Regions from separate parts of the Mus musculus genome. Here regions 1, 2, 3, 4, 5 and 6 are each linked to region 7. The links are chromatin loops, found by intact Hi-C in ENCODE. Cell type or tissue: left cerebral cortex. All regions are shown on one strand.

The links. Hi-C counts contacts between places; a loop is a spot of excess contacts. Peaks named below come from ENCODE experiments on the same cell type or tissue, not always from the same donor. Only the 100,000 strongest peaks of a DNase experiment are listed, where the experiment ranks them.
Region 1: a loop joins it to region 7, with 2.5 times the contacts of the local background. A loop is called at or near these places in 7 of 42 quality-filtered maps.
Region 2: it touches region 7 in a loop (4-fold over the local background); 17 of 42 quality-filtered maps call a loop at or near these places.
Region 3: a loop joins it to region 7, with 2.3 times the contacts of the local background. A loop is called at or near these places in 6 of 42 quality-filtered maps.
Region 4: it touches region 7 in a loop (3-fold over the local background); 10 of 42 quality-filtered maps call a loop at or near these places.
Region 5: it touches region 7 in a loop (2.9-fold over the local background); 5 of 42 quality-filtered maps call a loop at or near these places.
Region 6: it touches region 7 in a loop (2.3-fold over the local background); 3 of 42 quality-filtered maps call a loop at or near these places.

Annotation. Positions count from the first base shown.
Region 1 is chr7:43,583,211-43,587,210 of GRCm38, reverse strand. Zfp719 (zinc finger protein 719) reads right to left here. Exons shown (of 4, transcript NM_172482.1): 2 at 2,915-3,143; 3 at 731-857. The coding sequence starts at 3,052. Among named protein-coding and RNA genes, the nearest start is that of Zfp719, 5.6 kb to the right of the region's middle. In left cerebral cortex, a CTCF peak has its summit at 2,231 (motif pointing left); a DNase peak (open chromatin) is centred at 2,229.
Region 2 is chr7:43,441,156-43,445,155 of GRCm38, reverse strand. Cldnd2 (claudin domain containing 2) reads right to left here. Exons shown (of 5, transcript NM_028849.1): 2 at 3,342-3,523; 3 at 2,850-2,990; 4 at 2,186-2,305; 5 at 1,836-1,939. The coding sequence starts at 3,510. The coding sequence ends at 1,866. It overlaps Etfb (electron transferring flavoprotein, beta polypeptide), which reads right to left and starts at 1,084. Exons shown (of 6, transcript NM_026695.3): 1 at 952-1,084. The coding sequence starts at 1,008. In left cerebral cortex, no CTCF peak of the experiment used is centred here; DNase peaks (open chromatin) are centred at 563, 1,101 and 1,594; H3K4me3 peaks cover 1,917 bases; H3K27ac peaks cover 1,268 bases.
Region 3 is chr7:43,560,679-43,564,678 of GRCm38, reverse strand. Zfp658 (zinc finger protein 658) reads right to left here and starts at 2,309. Exons shown (of 5, transcript NM_001008549.2): 1 at 2,258-2,309; 2 at 1-65. In left cerebral cortex, a CTCF peak has its summit at 2,454; DNase peaks (open chromatin) are centred at 1,872 and 2,495; H3K4me3 peaks cover 1,892 bases; H3K27ac peaks cover 992 bases.
Region 4 is chr7:43,573,649-43,577,648 of GRCm38, reverse strand. Zfp658 (zinc finger protein 658) reads right to left here. Exons shown (of 5, transcript NM_001008549.2): 5 at 2,188-4,000. The coding sequence ends at 2,683. Among named protein-coding and RNA genes, the nearest start is that of Zfp719, 3.9 kb to the left of the region's middle. In left cerebral cortex, a CTCF peak has its summit at 2,296 (motif pointing right); no DNase peak of the experiment used is centred here.
Region 5 is chr7:43,676,540-43,680,539 of GRCm38, reverse strand. Ctu1 (cytosolic thiouridylase subunit 1) reads right to left here. Exons shown (of 3, transcript NM_145582.1): 3 at 2,242-4,000. The coding sequence ends at 3,359. Among named protein-coding and RNA genes, the nearest start is that of Ctu1, 6.5 kb to the right of the region's middle. In left cerebral cortex, a CTCF peak has its summit at 1,822 (motif pointing left); a DNase peak (open chromatin) is centred at 1,829.
Region 6 is chr7:43,486,448-43,490,447 of GRCm38, reverse strand. It overlaps Iglon5 (IgLON family member 5), which reads left to right and starts at 237. Exons shown (of 8, transcript NM_001164518.2): 1 at 237-503. The coding sequence starts at 425. In left cerebral cortex, no CTCF peak of the experiment used is centred here; DNase peaks (open chromatin) are centred at 118, 805 and 1,626; H3K4me3 peaks cover 1,986 bases; H3K27ac peaks cover 1,947 bases.
Region 7 is chr7:43,311,214-43,315,213 of GRCm38, reverse strand. It overlaps Zfp715 (zinc finger protein 715), which reads left to right and starts at 1,914. Exons shown (of 5, transcript NM_027264.4): 1 at 1,914-2,110. In left cerebral cortex, a CTCF peak has its summit at 2,359 (motif pointing right); DNase peaks (open chromatin) are centred at 1,924 and 3,392; H3K4me3 peaks cover 1,864 bases; H3K27ac peaks cover 1,604 bases.

The DNA.
Region 1 (4,000 bases), 270 kb before region 7:
GACGGGAGGGTGGGGAGGGAAGAAAGGGGGGACTATAGTAGGGATGTAATATAGGAGAGAAGAAGAAATTAAAAAAAAAAAAGACCATTTGTTGCTCTTGCTGATGACTTAGATTTGGTTCCCAGCATCCACATGGCAGCTAAACTGTAACTACAGTTCAAAGGAATCTGATGCCTTCTTCTGGTCTCCACAGGCACTGCATACATATGGTATATGGACACAAGAAACCTTAATACACATACACGCCACATTTATTATGGATATGTGTGTGTGTGTGTGAGTATATATATGCACTCGCATGTGTTATACATACCATGGCATGTATGTAGAAGTCAAAATAAAACTTGGGAAATCGCCAGGCAGCGGTGGCACACGCCTTCAATCCCAGCACTTGGGAGGCAGAGGCAGGTGGATTTCTGAGTTCGAGGTCAGCCTGGTCTACAGAGTGAGTTCCAGGACAGCCAGGGCTACACAGAGAAACCCTGTCTCGGAAAAAAAAACAAAAACAAAAACAAAAACAAAAAACCTTGGGAAATCAGTCTTACAGCTCCTTGAGTCAAACTCATTATTGGCAGCACAAAGCAACACATGAAAATAACCAAAAAGGAGTGAAACATCAAGACAAAAGAAGGAAAAAAATTCATAAAAGACTTGATATTCCACCATGTTTGGAAAAGAGAAATAAGGAAAGTAGGCCCAGATCTTAGCTCCCCAGGCCAGCCATGCTCACCCACTGACAAGAGGTGGCTGTAGATCTCCAGCATCACGTCCTGGTACAGGCGTCTCTGGGCGGAGTCCAGGTGCTGCCACTCCTCCTGGCTGAAGTCCACAGTCACATCATCAAAGGACACCAATCTCTGTAATAATATAATCATTGTAAATTAACATTGACAAGCAGAACACGTGTTTTCAGTTACCCTCACCCCTTATATTATGCTTTAAGCTTTCTACAAAACACCTATTTCCCCACTGTATTTTGGGACATAGATGAAAACAATATATAAAAAAATAACTTGCCATCTATTAAACACTATCATCCCCATACCAGGAGGCCAGAAATGGATCCTTTTTCATTCTCTATCCAAGATTAAACAGCATGACAATTTATTAAGCCACATTATTCTTGTCTATAGCTGGGCTGGGTCCCTGGGATTCAACACTATATGAGTTTTTACTCTGAAAGACACTCAGGCTTGCCAAATAGCAATATAAAGACCCATATGGGGCTATAAAGAATATTTTTAGAAATATATACAAAGCAAGTTGTTGGGAAGAGCAAGGTAGGCACACACCTGGGAATGGCTGTCATGATAATGAGAGTACAGCCCCTTAGACGGGAAGTGTGGCGTTTGAATTGGGATGTGGACGAGCATACTCTAGGATGGAGGAACTAGGATGGAGGTGGACAGTAGGGAAAGCCATGCTTAGGGAGTGGCAGAGAGTTCTGAGTAGGAGGGGACAGTGACAGCCATAACGTCTACAAACTAGCTGTCATCCCAATCACAAGGAGGGTGAAGGGTGGTGGGTGGAGGGTGAAGGGCGGTGGGTGAAGGGGATGTGGAGTTTTCAACTTTGAGCTACGGACTGTCACTTAAGTAATTAATTGCAGGGACATGAAGATCTTCAAATGTAAAAGGCTGGTCTTATAGCATCCAACGTGTGCCACTCAATGTGATGGTAAAGGGATCTGCCTTTAGAAGCACCTAAGACATGGATGCAGCCTTCTGAAGGGCAGTTACTACTATAGCACTTCCCTCTTTGAAAATGGCTGCTAAACTACACAAGAGAAGCACTGCCCAGTCTCCACAAAGGTAGGACTTTGGGATGATGACACCTGAAGCCAGTGAGATGACCAGCATGATGTGAACCTGGCAGGATACGACAGTGCAGGCCTGTCATCACTGTGAAGCATACTGCAAGAATAAAATAAAATTGGAGTACGATCATTCTCTAGAGCAGAGATCTCCAAAGCGAATACAATGGGAGTCACAAAGTCATCTCAAAATTTCTAGCAGTCATATTATACTCAGATGAAACCAACTTAATAGCATATTTTATTTAGCCTAACATATCTAAATTATTACTTTAAGATACTCAGCTTAAAACTAAAGAGAGGGTTCAGTGAAGAGCACTGGCTTTCAGAGATCTGGGTTCAATTCCCAACACCCACATGGCAGTTCACAACTGGCTATTAATTCCAGTTCCAGGGGATTCGATGCCCTCTTCTGGCCTCTGTGAGAACTGTATGCACTCGGTACACGGCTATACAAGCAGGCAAAACATCCTACACATAAAAAAACATATATTAAATTAAGATACTCAGCTCTGAGGAGCCAATGTGTATCTATGAGCTGGGCGAGAAAGCCAAAAGACTCAGGGACTTGTCTGCGTGTGTGGTAAAGAGAATGCTGTGTAGCTGTTACCTTGGCACTGAACCATTCCCTTTTGGAGGGAGGGAGGAGAGGTTCTAGAGGCCAATCTTTCATGTTACATAAATGTGTAAGGGGACACACAGCTGGGGAAGGCTGTCACAGGGACGGGTGATGCAGCTGCTCGAGATCCCCGTGCCCCTGAGGGTTGTACTTCACAGTTGTTACGATAATTAATATATACACACAAAGTCTCTGCTTCACTAAGCTAGACTTGGATGCACCTACTTTTTTGTCCTGCCAGTCCTTTGGGCTGAATAGGAACAGGATTCCCCAGGGAGTCATAGACGGGGAGATAAATCTAAATCTAAAAAGCAGCACAATGAATGTGTCATGAAAAGATGAGGAAAGGCTGGGGTTTCAGCCCTCTGCATTTCACTCTTAGCTGGAGAATCAAGGTTGTCTTAGGAAAAGGAGTCCCATCTTCTGCTTCCAGTGTCTACAATCTAGCGAGGAAAAGTTGAACTTGGAGCATCTCTCCTCACCTCACACAATCCATCCTGCTCCTCTGCTCCCAACTGCTGGGGCATCTGGCAGAAATTCATATCAGTAGGCATGTCCTCTGTGGTTTCTACTCTTGGTCTCTCTCTAATTTTCTCAGGATTCTGAAGATAGGTCAGCATGTGGACGATTCTTGTAGAGTTGTGGGGCAGAGGCCAACTTGGTTATGTTGAGAAAATTGGCGGCATGAATGGCTTAGCCTCACCCAGAGGTCTGCAAAGATATCAGAAAGCCCTGGAAAGTCAATGACCATATTATCACTCACTCAAAATTTATTAGCCCATGAAGAGTTGAAAGTTCTATCTGAAGATCATCCTGTAGACACTGCAGAGCAGACAAAGCCCAGAAATGTCCAACTCTCCCTTCTACCTCTTAACCGTGACAACAGGAAGGTATTAAGCAAGGTGACATAAAACAAGGATGCAGGTATTGGTCACTGGCATTGGGAATTTGATGCAGGATAAGGCTCATCAGCCCCTAGCTTCTGATTACCAGGTCAAAAGTATGAATCAAAAAAAAAAAAAAAAATTAGCTAGCTCTTAGCTTATTTTCCGGACAATCTTTTCAGCTGTATGGCAAAGGCTACTATACCTGGTGTTTTAATATGATCTAAGGTCATCAAATGAAAGAGAGAGGATCAGTATAGTATATATCTGACTTATACGAAATGACACACTGTCCCAGTTCAAGTTTTTATTTGTTTCTAGGCACTGTTCAAACTTACTAATGTACCTCACAGCCCATCTCTTCTAACATATCTCTGTAACTCACTCACCACCACAATTCCCTTCTTGATCAGAAAAGATGAGGTATATACACAAGGACTTCTGGTCTGTAATCCTACCCTTTCCTCCTTTTTTTTTTTTTTTTTTTTTTTTTTTTTTGAGACAGGGTTTCTCTGTGTAGCCCTGGCTGTCCTGGAACTCACTCTGTAGACCAGGCTGGCCTCGAACCCAGAAATCCGCGTGCCTCTGCCTCCCGAGTGCTGGGATTAAAGGCGTGAGCCACCAATGCCCGGCTGTTTTTTAATTAATTATTTATTTATTTCACTATAGCTGTCTTCAGACACA
Region 2 (4,000 bases), 130 kb before region 7:
CTCTGTACAGGAATTATATCTGCTGGTGCTTTGTGCCGACTTCCATGTGTGCTGTCTGGGTCATGGACATTAAGTCTGAGTCTGTCTCCTGAATCCTTCTTGTCTCATTCCTCAACTGCGGTACGTAGATGGTGGTATTAAATGATATAGCCCGTTTTTACCTATCTCAGAGGGTCTCTTGGGTGCATCTTCCTTATGCTAGGAAATTTGAAGGACACAAAGGGGGATCACAGGACAATGGGGACAGACAAACATGAATTGCCACCATCTTTTTTTCAGTACAGATTAGGCTAAGCATTGAGAGACTGGCCTGGGAACCCAGTCTGATTCAATGCTGGCTACAGCAGCTTCTCTCTGAGGAGAACCCAGGGCCTCAGGGGTGCTGCCCTCAGACTGCTCACGGACACTCCAAAGTCTTAGTTAAGCTGGCTCCTTTGAACTTGCTTCTCCAGCAAGCACAGGTCTCCTTCCCTTCCTAAATAAAAAACTGTCGACAAGCATCCCATGGCTATATGGGTGAGGCGCTTTCTGAGTCCCATGGAACCAGATGGCTCTCCATGTGGCTGTACATTTAGAGCAGACAGTGCAGCCTGCAAGGTAATGAGTGATGAAACCGCAGGCCCCACATAGAATTCTCTATTCTGATTCTCTCTTGCTAAGTGCCAGTTTTGTGCCTCAGTTTCTCCACGTGTTAAATAGGGACCATGACTCCTCCAGCCCACAGTTATCAAGGGACTGAGAGAGAGGGGAAAAGGGTCGTCACCTCAGAAGGATCTGATTGTCAAAATCTCACAGCCCTTGATTTTTGCTCCAAGTATGACTGACGTCGGGTCAAAGGGCAATAGAAATTGACTTTTGAAAGGTTCTCTTATGTGGGGCACGCTCCTGCTCTTGGACGTTCATAGCTGCGGTCTCAGGGTGCTGGGACCTAGTCGGGGTGGGGAAAGTCACCTTCACAGCGAAGTCGATGACCCTCTTGACAGCCACGAGCGCGCGCAGCTCCGCCATCTTCCTGCAGCAGTCACTGGCCGGGTCAGGTTGCTCCTAATCCAGATAGTCACACACTCCGCCCCGTATCTGTCTCTGCGCCTGCGCGCCGCAACACCGACCAATCAACCGTCGCACAACTCAGAAAAAGCCAATAGGAAGCGGAATTCAGGGAGAGGCGGGGTCCACGGCGGACCGCTGGGTGGAGGGGGCGTTGCACAGAAGTAGGGGAAAGGGCATTCCTAGGAGTGAAGTTTGCTGAGGGCTTATTTATCCTAATGCTCTCCTCGTAACTCCTGTTGTCCCCAGATCTGCAATTCACTTCTAGATCCCTCCTTTCTCAGCACTCCAAGCCCCCATGTCTGTGTTCCCACGCGCACCCTGTGCCTTTTTTCCTACGCCCCCAAGGCCTTCCTTCACTTGCTTGCCGCCGCATTCTTTCTGCAGATTCCCTCCTTATCCTTGCGTCTACACTTTACTTCCTTGTGATTTTCCCGTGTCCGCTCATCCCCACCTCCTCCCGCGACTGCGTGCTTTATGACTCTCCCGAGTCCCATATTCTCTCCCCGTGCATTCCCCGGGTGCGCTCGTCCCCGCCCCTTCTTCTACGCCTACATCCGCTAGGACTACCCGGTGTCAGCTTGTCCCTACACCCTCTCCCTGCTTCCGCATCTGCAAATCCCCAGGGTACACACCTCGTTACAGGGTTCAAGTCTCCGTTCCTACCCTCCCACATTCCTTCTGACCTCCTTAACTCTCTACAAGCCACTTTATCCGTGTCTCTGTAGTCTCCAAGCTTCTGTCTCTACGTTCCGCAGAAAAGCACGCAGGGGCGAGGCTAAAAGCCATTCCTTTATTCTGCCCCAGGCAGGCCGCATTCATAGGCATACCGGGAATCCGCTGATGGCTTCGGTGCTCTGCAAGATCATGTCGGCAAGCAGAAAGCAGAAGCCTGGCAGGAAGGGAGTACAGAGCCCGGGGAAGGAAGGTGGGCTATGGGGCGGATGATCTGGCCTGCCTGGGAGCTAGGGATGGGGGTTCCAAGGGCGTTTCCATCGGGTGTCTTGGAGTGCAGGGGCGGGGAAGTCACTGGAAGTTATTGTGGACTTTGCTAGGAAGAATAGGTGACTGGGAAGTTTCTGGGGAGGGGAGTCCTCTAGAGGGGTAGTCTCCACCCTCTTCCCCTCGTGCTGGTTACCCGCAATAAACAAGAAGGGTAAAGCCAACCATCCGAAAAAGTAGGACCAGGAGAAGAAGACTTCTGGCTTCCAGGCATTCTTTGAAGTGTATACGGCCAAGGCAATCAGCAGCAGCAACCCTGGGCCACGCCCACCCGTCAGGTGAGCGTGGCCAGGTAGAAGCTGCACCCAAGCCCACCCCTCAGAACTGCCCTTGTCTCTGACTTATCAAACCACGCCCAGCTTCCCTTTGGCTTCACCTTCGTGGGCTTCTTGCTCCTCCTCTTTTCTTTTTTTATTAAAAATAGATTCTTCCTTTATACAATCTATCCCGACCACAGTTTCCTCTCCCTCAACGTCTCCCAGCTTCCCTCATCTCCCCTCCCACACTTCCTCCTCTTCAGAGTAGAGTAGGTCTCCAAGAGAGGACAGTCAAACAGGACAAAAAGAGATACAAGGAGACAAGGCAAAAGCCCACGGAGGATGGGCAAGAGAACGCAACAGGAGGCGAAGAGTCCCAAGAGCAGAAGAAAAGAGTCAGAAACATCCCCACTGTCAGCTGCCCCCTGGCCCCTCCCATTTCTAACCATGGCAGTCAAACTCTCTCGGCCCAACTCCTTCAGAATTGCCACCACCACCAGCACCACCACCACCCCTCCTACATAGGGGTGACTGCCTTCTCACCGCTGAGGAAAAGTAAGACAATGGTATTCTGGCTACGTCGTGACTCTGCCTCTCGACACTGAATCCTTATCCCGATCCCCAAAGCTACAATACTGAAGGTTGCTGCCAACACCATGCACGCTGCGGACACTGCCACGGTGTCTGGAGAGACAGGGTAGCATCAGCTAGACGCCTTGGTGCCATGAAAGAACATCCCTGGGCTCTTCTGGCCATCCTCACCCCTACACACACACACACACACACACACACACACACACACACACACACACACACCATGAGTATCTAGAGCTCATCTGACTGCATTTTGGAAACAGGTGTTCCTATGGGAACGGAGGACTTGGTAGGGAGAGGACAGCAAGGCAGGCCTGGGGAGAAAGAGCCTTTGGGTAAAGGACATCTGGGTCTGCGCCTGGTATGGAAGGCCCATCTGGAGCTAGGGGTAGGGGTGGGCTCTGGAGTGTGGTCTGATATAGAGGCAGGTGAAGGTCTCACTCTGGCAGGGGATGTTGGAGCATTTGCCATGGGTACACTCCTGCCATAGGCCACTGTGCCCCCCTTGCTGTCGGGTCCAGTAGTTGGTGGTAGTAGACAGTACTGTGAGGATGCTGCTCAAGAGATTAAGTAAATTCCCTCCAGTCTGAAGGCTCTTCTTCACCCCCATGCCAAGGAGGCAGCTGCCAAGGACATCACAGGTACGACTGGCTCACACCTCTCGTTAGGAGGAAGCTCTTCCACGCCAGAAGGCCTCCCCCCCACCCCCCGCCCCCCAAGCACTCTTGCCTGGCAACCTCAACGTCCCCAACAGCAGCCACTTGCCTGGGATCCTAGCCTCAGTGAGGCTGAGGCAAGACATCACAAGCCCAAGGGCAGGCCATGAGTAATGTAATGAGTTCTGGGCCAGGCAGACTACAGTGTGAGAGCCTATCTCAATTAAAACAAGCAAAACAATACAAAATAAAAGAGGAGCAAGGAAGGTAGCTTAGTAGTAGAGTGATTGCCCAGCATGCACACGGCCCTGGGCACATTCCTTAGTTTAATATAAAACCGTCATGGTGGGGCACACGTGTCATCCCAGCACTTGGGAGATAGGGGCAGAAGGATTAGAAGTTCAAGGTCATTTTTCACTTACATAGTGAATTCAAAGCCAGTCT
Region 3 (4,000 bases), 250 kb before region 7:
CAGAGAGGCCAGCTGTGGTGAGGTAGAAAAATCCCCCAGCCTGGCTGATGTGGCCTGCCTTTGACCTAAAGAGACAGCAGAAAGCCCCAGTGAGGGAATGACCTTGTATCCTCAGCCAACATTTGCCCATGAGTTTCTAAGTGCCCAAGACATGCCCAGTGTAGACATGCTAGAACAGATAATACTCAGAAAAGCCCTGTCTGGTATTGACCAGGGTGATGACAAAGAAAACCCAAACACCATAATCTGGGGTCTGGGAAGATGGCGCAGTGGGTAAGAGAGCTTGCTGCACCAACGAGAGGCCCTGAGTTCAAATACCTAGCTATCTGAAAAAGGCAGGCTTGGCTACAAATGCCTGTAAGTCCAGTGCTGTGTGGGACAAAGAGAGGAGGACCTCTGGGCTCACTGGCTATCCGCCTAGCTCCAGGTTCAGCGACAGACCCAACCTCAACAGACCCAACCTCACGGGAATAAGGCTGGGGTGATGGAACACGACACTCAGTAGCTTACTCTGGCCTCAGTGCAGGTGCACTTACAGACTCGCACCTATGCCCACACCCACATGCATAGACTACATACAACACACATGCCAAAACCCCAAACAACTCCCCTTCCCTGAATTACACGCCAAACACGATAGTTAGGAAGGATTCACTGCAGCTGCTGTACCTTTGACTTGTGAGGAGATAAGGAATTAACCTCGCTGATGCCACAGTGAGGGCGCAGGTGTGTACCATGGGCACTGGGGATCTGCAGTGATATGACGCTCAGCCTGCCCTCAGAACCCACACAGAAAGACACATGAGAACGAGCAAGCTGCTCAGGCTGCTCCTTTTTCTGAGCTTTGCTAAGCTGTTCAGACACAGCCCTCCCCAGTCCCCAACTTTTTGAGACATGGCCTCACTGTGTTGCTGTAGCTGGCCTGCGGCTCTCTGCTTCCTGAGTGCTGGGACTAAAGGTGTGCGCCATTGTGCCCAGCTCTCACGAGAGCTCTTTTAAGCATGCCACCAGCATTGATACAACCATTTCTCTCTCAGAAATGACAACTAAGCTTATGGGCTGTTCCAGAACACACCCTAAGAGGAAGAGCAGGACCAGTCCCGTTCCTTCCCTACTCTAAACCACACCCAGTGCCCATGATCTCGGGCGGTCTCTGTGTGCCCAGCACCCAGAACCCTTTCTCCTTCTGAGAGCAGAGATGTGGTGCAGTGTGGTGTGGTGATGGCCACTCCTGGCTCTCTGTGCCTGTCTAGACATTTTCGTTTTCATCTATGCCCACATTGACATCCTGTTTCTCTTCCTTAAATTCAATGGCTCAATCCCTTCCCTGACTTGGAAACCCTGCACATAAACACCAGGCCCTCGACACAAAACATTTCTCCCTTGTCCACAATGTTTTTATGGTACACAGGACATATTCACTGTCATTCTGGACTTTAAGTAACCTCTGATAAGTGGACTGACCACAGGATTAATTTAACCACGGGGTTAAAATGGGCATACCTAGTTCCCCAGAACGTTATTACTTTGGCAGCCAAGATGACAATTTACTAGTTTCCAGAGAATCTTCAATAAACTCAATAGTGATACCCAAGGAACATACAACCTCCAATAAGGACACAGGGTCCTTCTGCTCAAGTGCCAATCACTGACTCTTATTGTGACCATATGGTCTCAGCAGAGGCAGCATTGACCCGCCTCATGTCCCAGCCCTCACATAAAACGGCCCGGGGATTAGGATTTGCCTTTTAAACGTTTGCTTTGCAGCGCTAGCTCTCTACAGGAGACTACATGCTGGGAACGAAAAGGTCCTGTTTTACAAGCCTTGCTACCTGCACAAAGGCTCAACTTGCAGCTCCGATGCCTGTGCCCTCTTTGCATATGCAAATCCCCTGGCTTTTGTTCCACGTGTTCTTAGTATTAGTTCCGCAGGCAGAAGCCACAGGCTGACCGAGAATGGCTGGCTTTCCCAAATTAAGCCCAAACCACAAATAATCTCATTTTCCATTTGTATCTGCCTGTTCTCTTCTCGCAGGCTACTACTAGAAAGCAGCGCGATCGCCCTCAGAGACGCTAGCCCCAGGCTTGCGGTAGCTGGCTGCACTGTCTGTCTCTCTCAGCAACCCTGCTCTCCCAACTCCCATAGGATTCCCACCCCAGCTCAACCAGGGCATCCCTCCAGTAGCTGTGTCAGCTGTCACTCAACACAAATCAGCGCTCAACAGCACAGCATCCTCCCTGCGCCCCTGCCGCTCACCTCTCACAACAATGCAGAGAACTCTGCACAGGACGCGCAGTGTCCCTCCCTGCGACTTCCGCCCCCGGGCCCTCAGTGTTAGAATCCAAACTCTCCTGGAGTGCGGGCAACAATAACAGAACTGATCTGCGCGGAGATTTAAGCGGATATGACCGCTCGAGACCACTTCCGTTTACTGCGAATCAGTGTTCTTCGCCACCCTCCCACACCCCCTTTTTTCCCCTTGTGGAGGCTGGCGAAGCGCATGCGCGCTACTATTTGTGACGCTACAACTTGCCAATACTTCACTTGGATCTTCCTGTAGTTTCTGTTCCTTTAGGAGCTGTCATGGCCACTCCCACAATACAATGATACAGGGACCACCATCACAGTGTGCACATAAGCAGGCAAAGCTTGTGGACTGTGACACAGTGAAAGTCCAAGGCTGTCTCATATTTTCAGGGGATTTTACTTCCTACCTATACGTGTATATCAGTTATTTCCAAGAGACCGGGATGCTGCATATTACTAAAAATACCATTTTTTTTTCTGTATATTCTCAGGGACTTAAAAGATTTTTTTCCTCTAAACTAAGAAGTAAATAAAAAATAAATTAATAAATATAAAGAAAAAAAAAACTAGGTTTGTTGGGAAATGGGAATTGAAGCCATGTGGAATCTTTAAAGATGAAGGTCTGAAATAAATGTGACACTGAGGCTTTTCATGGGGACCAGAGGTGGAGAAAATCTGTTGTCAATGACAAGTGTTTTTATTTTAATTCTTCATTATTTATTGTGTGTTTTGCATATATAAGAAATAGTGTAGAGGAAGGTGGAGAGGGAGATAATGATAAATGGTGAGAGATCAATTGATGACGAAAACGTGCAGTACAGTAGAGGGAATAAATCCATAGGCCAAAGTCGAATATCTGAACAAAATGAACGATTGTGTGCAGTATCTCAGGTTAGCGTTCTCTAGTTCTGTGTAGACAAGAGTATAGCATTGAACATGGTATGATCCCCTGCTTCTGCTTTCCAGGGCTGGGGGGTGGGGGGGATATGCCATCATGCCTAGCTTCACATATGATTTTGATTGTCTTGAGAACAAATTATAGTACTGGTGCTCTTGTGACCAGGGTTTTGTGTCCAAAGATACAGCTCCGGGGGTCCCAAAAAGTAGTCTCAGCCACCCATCACCACATGCCAAATTATATTAAACCACATAAAAGTTAATATGCAAATATCAACTTCTGATCGATTCTCTGCTACATCTTAGCATATGATTGATACCCACACGCACTTATTGCCTCCCGGGCACCACCTTGCTCTTCCACAGGCTCTCTCCTTATGCTTATGACCTCTCTAGGCTGTAAATGTGGTACAGTGCCCATCTGTCTTGCAGCCTGAGTCACAGTCAGTCCACCAGGAAGATGGAGCACTTGCCCTGTGGAGGTGATGAAGCACAAAAGAAGCTGAAACTGTATGCCTCTCCTTCTTTGTGCTCCATGAGACTGACCTAATGGGCAGCTGAGGAAGTTGCCCTGTCCATACCATAAAACCACCCCATGCATCAGGAGGCTGAACCACAGATACCCTGAAAAACATTGTAGGTCAGGCATGGTGGAACACAACCTTAATCCCAGCACTTGGAAGGCAGAGGTAAGCAGATTTTTGTGAGTTCCAGACCAGCCTGGTTTATACAGTGAGTTCCAGGCCAGCTAGGGCTACACAGTGAGATGCTATATTAAAAGAAATAACAGAAATG
Region 4 (4,000 bases), 260 kb before region 7:
CACTGCATTTATACTATAGTTTCATTATACATCCATCTATATTGATGGACATCTGGGCGTATTCCATTTCTTTGCTATTGTGAAGAGTAGTGGTAAACATGGATGTGTCAGTATCTCTGTGGTATGAAAGAGATTTTCAGGTATATATCCAGAAGAGGTTAGCTACATGATTGAGTAGTTTCAATTTCAGAAACTACCACTAATGTTGCATAGTGAGGTCTATTGTCTCAAAACCAAAACAAGTCAAACAAACTAAACACAAGAACAAAACCCCAGACTGATTTCATTGTAACAAACTACATTCCCTCAAAGAGTCATCAAAGTCTCCCTTTTCTTCACATCCTCAGATTTGCTGTCCATTGATGACGGCCATTCTGAGCAGGTAAGAAGTTAGCTAAGGAGGTTAAACGCTTTAAAAAAAATTGACTGTATGTCTTCTTCAGAGAGTTCTCTGCTCAGTTCCTTATCCCATGTCTTTATTGGCATGCTTTTCTTGTTTGGTTTTTTTAAGTCTAGGTCTTTTCAAGCAATACACCATGATTCATAGGGAATGGACTACTGAAGCTCAGGCTTGTTTCTGTCAGTTCTCACAAGGTGGATTTCTTTGGGTGGCACAGGCTACTGCTTCAGCTGAACCCAGTTACTGTTTCTTTGGCTCCCCTTTTCTGATTATTTCCCTTCACCCTTTCCAAGAAGGTTATCACAAGTCTTTTGTTGTCTGTTTTTGTTGTTGTTGTTTTCTGAGACAGGGTCTCTCTCCCTCTCCCTCTCCCCCTCCCTCCCTCCCTCCAGCATAGGTTGTTCTGCAACTCATGTGTAGATCAGGCTGGCCTTAGAGATCACAGAGTTCTGTCTGTCTCTGCCTTCTGAGTGCTGGAGTTAAAAGTATGTACCGCCACAACTGGCTCTGGATTTCAACCTCACAGGATATCATGCTACCAACAAAGGTATGTATTTTAGGGTAGAAAAACAATACACACAGAGATGGGGTTTTTATAAAACAAAGTAAAGAGATTCTACACAGGAATATGATTTTGAGAATAGTAATATATGTAGCACATATGGTCAAATATATTGTGAAGAGACAAATAGTAAATATTTGTAGATTGGAGGCTACAACAACTCAGTTGTGCTAGGGTCTCTGTGAGTTCAAGACCAGCCTGGTAAGCTGCAGGTCACCCAAGGTTACATATTGAGATCCTGTCTCAAAAAAAAAAAACAAAAAAACAAAAAACAAAACAAAACAAAACAAAAAACCCAAAAAGACAAAACAACAACAACAACCCCAAAAATCAACCAAACAAACAAACAAACAAAAAAACCAAAAAAAACCAAAAAACAAAAAAAAAACAAACCATAATGGGCACAAGCTGGCTCAATGGTTAATGGCACATGTTCAATTCCTGGGACCTGAATGTTGTTAATAAAGAACAAACTCCCATAAATAGTTCTCCGACTTCCACACATGTGCCATGGCACTCATGCATGTGCACACACACACATGCACACAACTTCACTATTTATTGTCTTATGTGTCAATGATTCTATAACGAGTGGTTGAGTCTGTCTATGTAGTTCATTACAAATGGAACACATGGAAAACAGGTACAATGAGTTAACATGAAAAGAGAAAAGTTATAAGGAATAGTGAATGCTATAGAATTTCACTTATGGATTTATCTCAAAAGCTACTTGTATATGGTGAAAAGATTACTAATTATTGACAGTGCAGTTTCAAGATGGTGTGACTAGGGGATAGACTGTCAACACAAATTAGATTCTTAAAAGAAGAAACTGGTCAGGAAAACCCCACTAATCTGAGGTAACACATATGTAAGTACTGATGTCATATAAACAAAAGTGTGCAACCAGACATACATATTAGACACACTTTTGACAGAGAACAGTATCTTGTTTCCTTTCTTGCATTATAGAAACATTATTATCCCACAATAAATAGGAATATCGTTGATACGAAAATCCCCCAAATTTTCCTATAGTCTGGTAACAAATGTATCTTTTGCCATCTTCTATAGAGAAACATTTCTCAGCCCATTGCTTTAGGGTTTCCTCCTTGGATGAAAACCGGAAATCAGATTACAAATGTCTCTCACAAATAATGTGTCTATTAATAAGCAGTGTATATCTAGATATTTTAAAGTACAGAAGAAATAATGTACAATAAACTCCTTTAAAAAAAAAGATTTATTTCATGTATGTGAGTACACTGTCGCTGCTTTCAGACACACCAGAAGAGGGCATCGGATCTCATTATAGACGGTTGTGAGCCACCATGTAGTTGTTGGGAATTGAACTCAGGACCTCTGGGAGAGCAGCCAGCGCTCTTAAGCCATCTCTCCAGCCCCAATAAATTCTTTTAAAACATTCTCTTCAAGTAATTTAAAGATTATACCTCAGTTAGGAATATGTTTATAGACTATGAGGAAATATGCTTCACACAAAAACTGAGCCTAAAAAGAACTGTGTCTACTATGAGCTGCTTGCTATTTATTATCATCTGACATGCTGTTAAAAGCCTTTTAACACTCAGAACACAGTAGTGTCTCTCTCCATTCTAGACCCAGTGCTGCACATCCAGTTGGGATGCTCTCTGCATTTCTATGTAGGGATGATGAGGGCCCCTCAGTGGGTTTTATTATGGAACAATTTCCTATGGCATTGCTAAGGCTTCTTGCAAGTGTGAGTCCGCTGATGGCATTTCAACACAGACTTCTGGAGGAATGCCTTCCCACATTTTTGACAGACAAAAGATCTCCCCCTAGTGTGAGTCATCTGATGCCTAGGTAAAGATGACTTATTGTAGAAGCCCTTCCCACACTCAGGGCACACATAGGGCTTCTCGCCTGTGTGAATTTGCTGATGGGACGTCAGTGCTGACTTCTGGATGAAGGTCTTCCCGCATTTTTGACAGACAAAAGGTCTCTCCTTAGTGTGAGTTATCTGATGTCTATGCAAAGACGACCTGCCAAAGAAACCCTTCCCACATTCAGGGCACATGTAGGGTTTCTCGCCAGTGTGAATCCGCTGATGATCTCGAAGTTGGCCCTTTGAAGCCAGGGCCTTCCCACAGTCACTGCATTTGTAAGGCTTTTCCCCAGTGTGTATTCTCTGATGTGTCCGCAGTACTGACTTCTGACTAAAGGCTTTCCCACACTCACTACATATATGGTGTTTTTCTCCAGTATGAATTTTCGTGTGTAGATTGAGGGACGATCGTCGGCTGAAGGCCTTCCCACATTCGGAACATGCATAAGGCGTCTCCCCGGTATGAATGCGGAGATGCTCTTTCAGTTGGGAGGAGTTGCTGAACGACTTCGCACAATAGTCGCATTTGTAAGGTCTCTCCCCTGTGTGAATTCGATGATGGACCGTCAGCTGGGATGTGTGACTGAATGATTTCCCGCAGTAATGGCACGTATAAGGCTTCTCTCCTGTGTGAGTCTGCTGATGAGATGTCAGCTGTGACCTCTGAAAGAAGGCCTTCCCACATTTATGACAGACGAAAGGTTTATCCCTCGTGTGAGTAATCTGATGTCTTAGGAAACCTGACCTACCATGGAAGCCTTTTCCACATTCAGTACACACGTAAGGCTTCTCTCCTGTGTGAATTCGCTCATGCTCTTCCAGTTGGTACTTAGACGCCAAAGCTTTCCCACAGATGCTGCACTTGTGAGGCTTCTCCACCTTGTGAATTCGGCGATGCACATTCAGCGTGAATGAGTACGTAAAGGACTTCCCACAGTCCCGGCACTTGTAGGGCTTCTCCCCCGTGTGAACCCGACGGTGCATCTTCAGTTGGGATGCGTAAGTGAACGATTTCCCACAGTCGCTGCATCTGTGGGAATTCTTGCCCAGGTGAAGTCTCTGGTGAGTGCTGAGCTCGGACTTCTGGTTGAACGTTTTCCCACACTCGCTGCACTCGTGGTGTGTTTGTCTGATATGGATCTTCTGGTGAACGGTGAGGCTTGACTTTCGCTTG
Region 5 (4,000 bases), 370 kb before region 7:
TGCTCAAAGGCCACCTCCCCAGAGGCCTTTCCTTCATGGCTCCCTCTACTCTATTTTTGACAAGCAAACCTTTGTGCTGGGGATGTAGCTCAGAGATAGATTGTCTAGGATCCCCCTGTGAGGGGCTGAGGGTGTGGCTTGGCATGTTAGGTCCTTAATTCAATCTTCAGCGTTGAAAAAAGGGGAAAAAAACTTCTTCAAAACTGACCATATAATCAGTCACAAGACAGGCCTCAACAGACACAAGAAGACTGAAATAATCCCATGCATCCTATTAGATCACCACGGACCAAGGCTGCTCTTTAATAGCAACAAAAAACAACAGAAAGCCCACACACACATGGAAGCTGAACAGCGCTGTACTCAATGGTAACTTGGTCAAGGAAGAAATAAAGAAATAAATTAAAGACTTTAGAATTTAATGAAAACGAAGGCACAACATACCCAAACTTATGGGACATAGGAAAACTCATAGCTCTGAGTGCCTCCAAAAAGAAACTGGAGAGAGCATACACTAGCAGCTTGACAGCACATCTGAAAGCTCTAGAATAAAAAGAAGCAAATGCACCCAAGAGGAGGAGAGGGCAGAAAGTAATCCAACTCAGGACTGAAATCAACCAAGTAGAAACAAAAAGGGCTATACAAAGAATCAACAAAACCAGGAGCTGGTTCTTTGAGGAAAATCAACAAGATAGATAAACCCTTATCCACACTAACTAGAGGGCACAGAGACAGCATCCTAATTAACAAGATCAGAAATGAAAAGGGAGACATAACAATAGAACTTGAGGAAATCCAAAACACCATCAGATCCTACTACAAAAGGCTATAATCAACAAAACTGGAAAACCTGGATGAAATGGACAATTTTCTAGACAGATACCAAATACCAGAATCAGGATCAGATAAACCATCTAAACAGTCCCATAACCCCTAAAGCAGTCATTAAAAGTCTCCCAACCAAAAAAAGCCCAGGACCAAATGGGTTCAGTGCAGAATTCTATCAGACTTTCAAAGAAGACCTAATACCAGTACTCTTCAAACTATTCCACAAAATAGAAACAGAAGGAACACTGCCCAATTCATTCTATGAAGCCACAGTTACACTGTGCATTCTCCCTTGGAGATGGAATGGTTTCTGTCTAATCAGGAACTTGTCACAATTCCCTTTCATAGAGGACTTCATGAGAGATTTTTTTTTTCTACTTCTATCATGTTTAATGTTCCAAGTAGATTTTAAAAACTGGTTGAGTGCATATTACTTTTAGCTTCAGAAGAATTCATGTATATTTAAGAGGCATTTAACTATTATAAATTATTTCGATGACTTAAAAATGTCAATACTGAGCTGTATATTTTTAAGTAAATTTTTAAAAAAAGGAAAAAGCGACAGTCACAATCACTCGTTATTTGTTTGCAATGGCCCTCCCTCCGCCCCCACCCCAGACTGAAAATTTGTGGAGGGGCTCCTGTCTCTGCCCACTGCAGCTTCCTGGCACTTGCAGGAGGACCAGACAAAAAGATGTCCAATATTTGCTGAATGAATATTTGACCTGGTGCTTTATAAGCCTAGGGGGACCTGATGGCGGCAGGGCATCCACCTTTGCTTTTTAACTTATCTTAATTTGGTAAATAGAGACCTATGGAGTCACTTCCAAGAGGACAGGGCCACAGAGGCTAAGGAGCACCCTTTGCCCAATGTTGGGGGAATGATCCAGGGAAGTTTTTAGTACTTTTGAGGAACCCTCTTCTTGGGAAGGTTCTTCAGCCTCTCAACTTCTTAATATGGCAAGGCAGCACCCAGAAGCCTGGAGCCCCCTGGTGGCCAATCCCCAGTATACAGAGCCAAGCTGGACATGGACTTGGATAACTGGACTCTCATCTCCCAAGATAGGGGTGAAGGCAAGACAGTTCCATTTTCACAGGAGGAAATGGCACCTTAGAGAGGTTAAGGCAGAGACTCAGCACAAGTTCTGTCTCCAGAGTCCAAGCTTGGGGTGCCCTCCTCACTCACAACAGATACCAGGACTGGGCAAGGCAGTCACCCTATTATAGATAGGACTGGTGACAGGCCCTGTGGTCCCTTGAAGTTGCCATGGGGAAGAAATGAGAAGGTAGATATAAGCACTCCAAAGCAAAGATGAAGTCCCCTTGAAAGCAACGTGTGTGATGAAGACCCGTATGTGGACACTCTTACTTTCATTTCCTATTGCTGCGATAAAACACCAGACCAAAAACATCTTTCGAGAAAAAGTTTTATTTCAACTTACATTTTAGGTCACACTCCATTACTGAGGGAAGTCAGCAGGAACTGAGGCAGAGGCCATGAGGGAACACTACTACTGACTGGCTTACTCAGCCTGCTTTCTTATAGTATCCAGGATCACCTGCCTAGGGACTGGACCGCCCACAGTGGGCTGAGCCCTTCCACATCAATCATCAATCAGAAAATGCCCCACAAGCTTGCCTGTAGGCCAATCTTATGGAAGCATTTTCTCAGATGACCCCAGCCTGTGTAAAGTTGACAAAACAAAACCAAAAAATGGCCAGCCAGGACACTAACTCAACAACCATGTGAAAACTACAAATTTGGTTCAGAACCTATCAGCTCAGCAGACCACTGGCTTCCAAAGACCCACAAGCTAAGAAAGTCATCAGATAGTTCCTCAGACTGACAGAAGGGATTTCAGCTTTGCTATAACCTGTCTACCTGCAGTTCACACCGACATACTTGACCAATGTCTTGATTAATGACTTTCTATTGTCCTAGGGCTGTAAACGTTTGTGTAACTGCTCCCACGGCAGTTTCCCAGGCAACCTCAATTCACATACCCGCCCATGGAAGGTCCCAACTGGTTCAGAACAAACTTTCTCCAGTTCCCGTAGGTGCGAGAGCTGTGCCTGGATGAGACGGGTATAGTGACGATTGTGAATATTCCTAGTACGCATGTGACTTTGTTTACCTGACTTGGGAAAACAGAAAAGGAGGGCCAGGGCTCTCTGAGCCCACAGAGGTGTGCGGGAATGCATGGGTGTTGGTCCCTTCTCTCTTAGAGCTGGTAGCTGTGCCTAGAGCGCCCTATACTTCAAGGTTCATGTTGCTCTACAGGGCCCATCCTTCCATGGGGTACAGGTAGGACACGGGGCTCAGGTTGCAGGGCACTGGACACTTTAAATAATCTGCAGGGCTCAAGCGACTCTGCAGGGTACAGCCACTCCACACGGAAACAGGTCAGTCCCAAGGTGCCGTGCACTGAAGGGAAATCACTTCACAGTGTATAGATTACTCCACAGTTGCAGGGCAGTGGGGTACAATCACTTCCCCGGACACAGGGCAATGTAGAGTGCAGAGCTCAGGTCACTCCGCCACGGGGCTCAGGTCACACTGCGATACACAGGTGGCTCCTGCCCGGTCCCCTCCATTCCCAAGGCTCAGGTCCCTCTGCGATACACAGGTGGCTCCTGCCCGGTCCTCTCCATTCCCGGGGCTCAGGTCACACTGCGATACACAGGTGGCTCCTGCCCGGTCCCCTCCATTGCCGCATGGGTTGGCTTTATCTTTCGGTTGCTTGCAGGTGCAGGGTCCTGCTGGGGCCACAGGGTCACTGGTGACTAGGCTTGGGTTCCCAGGCTGTGGAGGCTCAACTTGCAGCACACGGCGGCCCTTGCCGATGGCCAGGCGCGGCAGGCCTCGGTTGAGGCCATCCAGGAGGGCACAGGCCTGGCAGAGCTTGTGGCTGGCCAGGGCTCCGCAGCGGGAGCAGGTGCCTGGAGGAGGGGGCTTTGCTGCCGGAGCCAGAGCTAGGCGCTCTGCCGAGTGCACGAGGTCCAGCACGGCTGATGGTCTGGCCGCCTCCAGGAGCTTAAGCAGGTCCCGGGCATGACCACGGAAGGCCTCAGGGGCATACACGCACTCCTCGGAAAAGTAGCGGAGATGGCGGAAGTGCGCATACAGCACCACCTCCTTCTGCGAGGCAAACTGCAGAGGCCGGCACCTGGG
Region 6 (4,000 bases), 180 kb before region 7:
GAGGAGGGACAGAGCCGGAGTCTGCAGGAGGGTTGGGCTCCTTCAGCAGAAGGCAGCTGGATGAAGTGCATCTCAGGCCAGGATTCTGGAGACCAGGAGGACGCCGGTTGCCCGGGGGAGGGCGGAGGAGGGGCAGGGCCACAGTAACAAAGGCCTCTCCCTCCAACGAGCAACCCCCCCCGGCCCCGCCTCCGCGGCCCCCCTCCTGCCCTGATTGGCCGTTCTCCCTGCCCGTCAGCACCACCCCCCCTCCCTGGGTCTGCAGCAGCTCCGGCCACCTCGTCGCGCCCCCCCAGCCCCCTCCCCCCGCCCCCGCCGCCCCCCGGGCCGGTGCAGCCGCAGGCGGGGTTCCCCTCCCCCTCCCCCTCTCCCCCAGGCTCGCGCGCCCCGACCGCCCCCTCCCCTCCCCCTCCGCGCCGCCGCGATGCCCCCCCCTGCGCCCGGGGCCCGGCTCCGGCTCCTCGCCGCCGCCGCCCTGGCCGGCCTGGCCGTCATCAGCCGAGGTACCGCAGCGCCGGGGGTGGGGGGCTCGGCGGGGAACCCTGAGGTCCTGGGAAGGGGTACAGGACCGGGGTGGGGGCAAACAGGGAGTTCCCCCCGGGGGGATGCGGAGGTCTGGAGCCAGAGACCTGGGCAGCAGTCCTAGGCTGGGCAGGGGGTCCTTGGGTGCATGGATGCGCGCTGGGCACAGGGATGCACGTCCTCGTCTGGTCAGCTGCTCCATCACTAGCAAGGGGGTCTCAGACACCTGCTGCCGGCCTGGGGCGGCAAGAATGTACCGCTGCTCTAGGTCAGGGAGAGGCTCAGACGTTGGGATGACAGTCCTCACCTGGGCAGTGTCTCCAAACTGAGTTGGGGTACCAGGCCTGGAATGATGCCCTGTTTTGTGGAGGGGGATCTTGTCTTAGCGTTTTTTGGAGAGGGTTCCCTGCGCAGTCCTTGCCTGGGGACTGGGCTCTGCGTCTTTAGGTGAAGGTAGAGGAGGGAATGTGTTCCCAGGGTTAGCAAGCAATGAGGACAGATTGTCCACAGACTGAAATCCCCAGTCCCAGGAATATCAGGAAAGGGGTTGAAACTCCCTATGCGGGTTTTCCTCTCGGCATCTGGGGTGTTTGCAGTTAACTGGGAGATGGTCCTGGAAAGCCAGAAAGTTGAGGTGCCAGACTAAGAATTCTGATCTTAAAAGTCTTTGATGGAATGAATATTTGGGGTGGGGGTTGGGCTGGAGAAGACAGGACAGGAAGGGTTAATGCAGGATCCCAAGGTTACTAGTCTCAGCCAGTTCCGTGGGCCTGGAGACCCTCTCTAACAGCAGGAGTGAGTCCTGCCCTGAGGATGCTTCAGGACTGTGCCTCCCCTGCAGGGCATGTCAAGGAGCGTAGAGTCAAGGAAATGGCACAGAAGGAAGAGGGATGGGCAGAAAGCTGAGCTGTGGGTACCCAGGAAGCCAGGAAAGTGTTAATCTGGTGTTTCCACATCACTTCCTCCAGGCCTTGTCCAATCAAGCATTCCAGAATCAGGGTCATGCTATGCCACCAGGGACAGTAGTCCCCAACATTGTGACCCCAGCAGCCCCAAAGGAAGCAGCTATCTGGTCCTCCAATCAAGTCACCCACAGCCACACAAACATCACAGCTTTACAGCCAAGCCACACCTGCAGACTAGAGAGTCACGCAGGCCGCCCACGCACAGATCCGATGGGGGAGGGCATGGATTCTGCCAGGAGTGGAATGGGCTGGAAAGTCCACCCCTTACCACAGTAGGAGGCTGAGCCCTGCCTGACCTGGCGCCTTTCTCTCCTGTTACTGTAGGCTGCTTCTGGGGGCCCTATCTCCAGTCTCTGCTATTGGATGGTGACATTCCCTGTCTCCCTGGGCTGTTTTCCTATCCCTGCTGCTTTCTGCACAGTGGCACATCTGCCTCTCTAACTGAGCTCCATCCCCCAACCCCCATGTTTGAGTCCCTCCACCTCCCTTACTCCCTCTCTTATACACTGTACCCTCATTCACTGTGGCATCTGTTTCTTCCTTCCCCTTACTGTACGTCCTTGAACCCTGACTGCTACCCAGCTCTCTTCTTAAGGTAGTGACTGTCCCATTTGCTAATACTACTCTCTAACCATTTGCAAAACATTACTATGAACATGCCTCCGGGTGAGGGGCTTTTTTTGTCAAAGCCATATGACCTTGATCAGGTCTCTGGTCTTGGGTACCCCGTCTGAAAACTGAGCAAGAGAAGATGAGACCCAGTGGGGGTGAACTGAGATATATCTACCTGTTGGGTAGGTGCCCCATTTGTATCCCACTGTTACTTTGGAGAGGAAAGACACCCCATTTTGTAAAGTATGCATCCATGTTTCTCATGAGGAGCATGTATGAACCAAATCCCAGACCCCAGCTTGCTCATATACAGTTATGTATTTTTCTAGTCAGAGTCTCACTATGTAGTCCAAGCTGGCCTGGAAATTCAGGGTGATCTTTGTGTCTCAGCCTCCCAAATGCTGACTACAGGCATAAGCCTGGACCATTCAATCTCTCTCTCTCTCTCTCTCTCTCTCTCTCTCTCTCTCCCTCTCTCTCTCTCTCTCTCTCTCTCTCTCTGTGTGTGTGTGTGTGTGTGTATACTCATGCTAAGGTCTCAATATGTAGCCATAGTTGTAGACCATGCTGGCAGCCTTGAACTGTAGGCAATCCTCCTGCCTTTTCTTCCTAGATCCTGCGACTATAGATATGGGCTACCATGCCCAGTTCTAACACACACCTGAGAGAAGCTAATGGATCAGGGGCCAGGCAGCAGAGGAGCACACTCCTTTAGCGTTCTCTTCCTTTCACAAAGTCATTCCACACAACTTTCAATGCAAAGCAAAGAAGGCCTGGTTGGTTCTTGCTAGTGTTTTCATCCTAAAGTAGAAATCAGGACAGCCCATTTCTCTGTTGTTGGCTTATTTACACTTAGCAAAACCTCCCTGGCTGTGTAACTATGAACCTGCAATTAACCCCTCCATTTCCCACCCTGCCTAAATCTTTTATGCCAACACTACCCACACATTTACATACTCACCCACAAAAGGAAACTATGCTGACTGGAGATGTGGCTCAGTTAGTTGGTAGGATGCTTGCACACCTGTATTCCCTGCACTTGGGAGGCAGAGGCACAGAGGTTCAAGGGAGGAAGACCAGAGGTTCAAGATCAGCCTCTGCTACATAGCCAACCTAGGCTATTTGACCAACCTACTGTCTCAAAACTAACTGCATTAAAAAAATCAGCAGAGTGTGTGTGTTGGTAGGGAGATGCCTCTTGCTCGTGGGGCAGCTGGAGGGGAGAAGGCAGTGCACACAGCAGCCAGGAATGAACCCAGTGCCACCCAACTCAGCATCCTTGTATCAGGCTCTGACTCTTGATCCTCCCCCCTTGTTTCGTTTTTTAAAAAATATTATATTTTTATATTTCATTTGCATAACTGTGTGTTGGAGGTCAGAGAACAGCTTGTGGGAGTTCTCTTTCCACCTTGTGGGTCCAGAGTATTGAACTCAGCCTTGGCAGCCCAAGCTGGTCTGGAACACTGGGCAGTCAGGTAGTTTTCCTGTTTTGTGGATAGCCCAGGATGGCCTCAAGCTCGGAGCAGTTGTCATGTCTTACTGTCCTCGGCACCAGAATTACAATCGTGTACCTCCTCGCCTGCTTCATTGGCTTAGCAAATATTTCATATACTGTCATTCTGAGCTCCTGAGAAATGTGTTGTGTGGTTAGGGACAGGGAGCAAGCCAGAGCAAGCACTGTCTCATAGAGTCTATAGTGAAAAGAAGACATGTCAAGAATCAGATGGGGAAAAAAAATCTAGCAAACAAGTAGATAGTTCATCTCAGAGAGTATCACATAATGGGAAGAAGCTAGCGGTGCCCTCGAGAATGTGTTGTCCATTTTGGGGAGGGCATCCAGAAAGCTACCCCTAGGAAGGTGAGAAGAGGGTTGAGGCCTGAGGAAGAAGAGAAGCCAGCCT
Region 7 (4,000 bases):
AAAAAAAAGTAAAGAAAAGAAAAAACTGGAAAATGGGAACAGAAAGAAAGAAAGAAAGAAAGAAAGAAAGGAAAGGAAGGAGGGAGGGACAAAGAAAGAAAGAGAAAGTGGGTAAGTGGGTAATGAGTTTGTCTAGTGGGTAAAAGTGCTTGCCTACAAACCAGAAGGCCTGAGTGCCAAAGATAAGTCACTGACAATTGTTATAGCCTGGGTCCTGAAAGCCCAACCAAGTTGGAATCTGACCAATTAAAGAGACAAATAGGGAAACAAACAGATAAAGGAGAAGTATTTAATTTATCCACCTTGAGGTTAGGAACAAGAGGCCCAGTATTACTATACCAAGCCTAAGAAAATTAAAAAAAATAAAATAAATAAAGTCTTGGGCTGGAGAGATGGCTCAGCGGTTAAGAGCACTGACTGCTTTTTCCGAAGGTCCTGAGTTCAAATTCCAGCAACCACATGGTGGCTCACAATCATCCGTAATGAGACCTGACGTCCTCTTTTGGTGTGTCTGAAGACAGCTACAGTGTACTTACATACAATAATAAATAAATCTTTAAGTGGGAGTGAGCAGGGGCGGAGCTGGAGGTCAACCAGAGTGAGCAGAGGTCCTAAAATCAAACTCCCAGCAACCACATGGTGGCTCACAACCATCAATACAGCTACAGTATACTCATATACATAAAATAAAGAAAGAAACCTTAAAAAAAAAGTCTTTAGATATTCCCAGATGCTTTCTGTCTTGGAAATCGAAAGTTTCTGTTAACCCATTAAAGGTTTTTTTTTTTTTCTTTCTCAAAAGCTTGCATAATTTAGGAAAATACAATTTTAAAACAATGGAGATCTATCTTGCCTAGTTTATCTTTCCACAATAGCAAAATGGGAGCTATGAGATTATATTCAGTTATGTAGCCCAGGTTGGCCTCAGACTCAGAGATCTGCCTTCCTCTGCCTCCAGAGTACTGGAATTAAAGGTATGAGCCAACTTCTTGATCAAGATTTAATTCTTTTTTTTTTTTTTTTGGCAGGATTTCTCCTGGCTGTCCTGGAACTTTCTCTATAGACTAGGCTGGCCTTGAACTCAGAGGTCTGCCTGACTCTCTCTACAGAGTGTTGGGACTAAAGACGTGTACCATCTCCACTGGGCAAGATATAAATTTTTATTTTATGTGTATGGGTGTTTTATCTGCACGAGTGTCTGTGTACCACTAGTGTGCTCGGTGTCTTTGGAGGTCAGAAGAGAGCGTCCGCTTGGAACAGGAGTTACAGATAGTTGTGAGCTGACGTGTGAGTGCTGGAATTGAGCCCTTAAGAGCAGTTTGGGCACTTACCTGTTAAGCTACCTCTCTATCATATCATCCCTTCTCCCCTGCAGAATTAGGTTTAAATAGAAAGCAAGAGGTATGTAACTAAGCAGTCTTACCAAGCAATCTTAGTTTGTGGCCCCTCGCTATCATTGTCTCCGACTGAAGTCTGTCCTGCAAAGTGGTCTAGGAAGTTGTCAGAACGGTGTGAAATCTGTTTTCCTGTGACAAGTCCCTGCTCTGACTGCCTCCTGGCTTCAGCACATCCTTTCTCCCATCATGGAATTTCTATTTCTGTGTTCCATTGTCTCAATAGTCTGTAGAGGAAGGGGCACAGAATGTCTCTTTAGACTATCATATTCCTGCCAGGCCTGTCACACCATATGGGAGACAGCTTTCAGACTTCCACTCAAAGGCGTTGCATTTAGCTGCCCGCCCACATGGAATCAAAGTTCCTGGATGGTGGCCTCCAACGTCCGGAGCTCACTCACGCCGCCACCACAGTTTCCAAGGAAACTGGAACCACCCGGTCTGCCATGCTGACTGCTGGCAGGCACACTCGGGTCAAAAGTGTTAGTGGGCATGCGCATTATTCTACTGGGCGTGGACATGTCCTGCCGGAAATCTAAAAGACACCGGAAATAGAGTGGCCGTGAAACCTTAAATGTTGTAGTCATTCGAGTGTTACTTCGCTGGCGGGTCCGCGAGGTGGTTTGGAACTTTTCCATCCGGGACTCTTCGGCTTCCGTGGGCGGAAGTCGCCGTCAGGCGTGCCGTGTGCAGAGCTCTCGGCCGGGCAGTGTGAGGTGAGTGGCGGCGGCGGCGGCGCAGGGGGTGGGAGGACGCAGTGCTGTGCCGAGCGCTGGTTTGTGCTGAAGGACTGGGCTGAGGCGGCTGCCGGGGCTCGTCAGATGGGGTGGGGGTCGCGTGGTGCGCTTTCACCCTGTTCCCGAGGGTTTCCCGTATCTTGGGTGTTTTGTCACTTCCCAATGTGCTCTCCTGTGGGTTTTCACGCAGTCGTCCATGAAAGTTGTCAGCTGAGGCCATTAGGGGGCGGGACTCAGTGAGTGGGCGCTGCACGCAGCGGGTCCCCGGGTGGGAGTCGGGAGCTTAAGGGCGAAGACTTTGAGGTGGCCTGTGCCCCACTCAAGCCGTGATTGGCGTAGGGGTCAGCAGAGGCAGCGATGGAGCCTAGGGCGGGAGTGGGATGCTTGTGAGGGCGACTCTGGTCGTTAGTGTTGGCGTGGCCAGTGACTGTGGCTTGATTCCGGTTAGCACTATGTGAAGAAAATCCCGTCGGCTTGACCAAAGTAGCAAGTGTCAAGACCACAGGTGTCGGAACTGCGAGTGCTCAGGCTCTCACGGATGAGGGAGGGAGAGAGGGAGGGAGGGAGGGGGTCCCACGCTTTGCATGCTGCCTAGTTATCTAGGCTGCTGAGCTCAAGAGATTTCTTCTAAGGTCCGTAAAAGTAGGGAATCTTGTTTTATGGGCTGCTTTTGGGTCTCCTTTTCCAACTAATTCGTTCCTACCTCTGGATGACCAGCATTATTGAAGGAATGATCCCAAATATTAAAAACACTTTCACTCTTTGGGGCACATTAGAGTCATACTTGGGAATCCTTTGGACATTATGTGCATCAGTGCTTGCCTGTCTTTGGGATCCTATACAGACGTTAAAGATCACTGGTTGGCAGTTGACCAAAATAATATTGGGCCGTTTTATTTGTACCCTAATGTTTGTGTTGATTTGGAGTGCTTAAAAAACTGTGTATTGGTCTGAGAGGAGTAAGTAGCTCATATCTTTAAATCCCAGCACTAATGGGGCCCAGGCAGTGAAAGTTAAAGGCTAGCCTGGTCTACATAGCAAGTTCAGGATAGCCAGAGCTAAATAATAGACCTTGTCTCAAATACAGACACACACACACACACACACACACTTACACATGGGAGCGGGGGAGGGGGCACACAGACAGACATGGAGTGGGGGAGTGAGGATTGGATAAGCCTGTTTTTCTTAATGTGTCTGTGTAGACGGGGAAATGTCTAGAAACTCACGCTACAATCAAAATTGGCTGTCATCCTGAGCGCTTTGTGCAACAGGAAACAGGAATGCTGTTTTTAGATGCTGACTACAGAAGGGACTGCATAGATATGGTGGCCAGGGTGTTCCTTAGAATGAAAACAGCTCGAATATGTACCCCTGTTCTTCTATTTAGTGACCTACGAGCAAATCAAGCAGAGTAGTAATGCATATGTGTAGCTAAAAAGTTTGTTTGAAATGCAATCAAAATTAAGTTGGCAACGTACTGATTTTTTGTAAGTATTTTACTTCCTTTCAGGCAGGTGCTGAGGGCTTAGTGAGCCTTCCCTAGCATGGCATTCTGGATCCCTACAATAAGCACCTATGTACTCATTTTGTAATGACTAAGTTAGTTAGCACATTGGTTTTCTACTAGTTAACATGTGAGTGCTGCAGTGTGTCCTTCCTTCCTAATGGATGGTTTTTTAATTTTTTGTTTGTTTTCTTTTGTTGTTTGTTTTAGAACCCAGACTAATAACAAGAGCAGGGCTTTTATGTATCCTCTACACTGCCTACACCTGTTCTTCCATATAGGCCCTCACCAATTCATGGTCAGATGTTTGGTTGTTGTCTTTTAGTGATTTCCGGTGTCTCTGAGACCACTGCAATCATTCA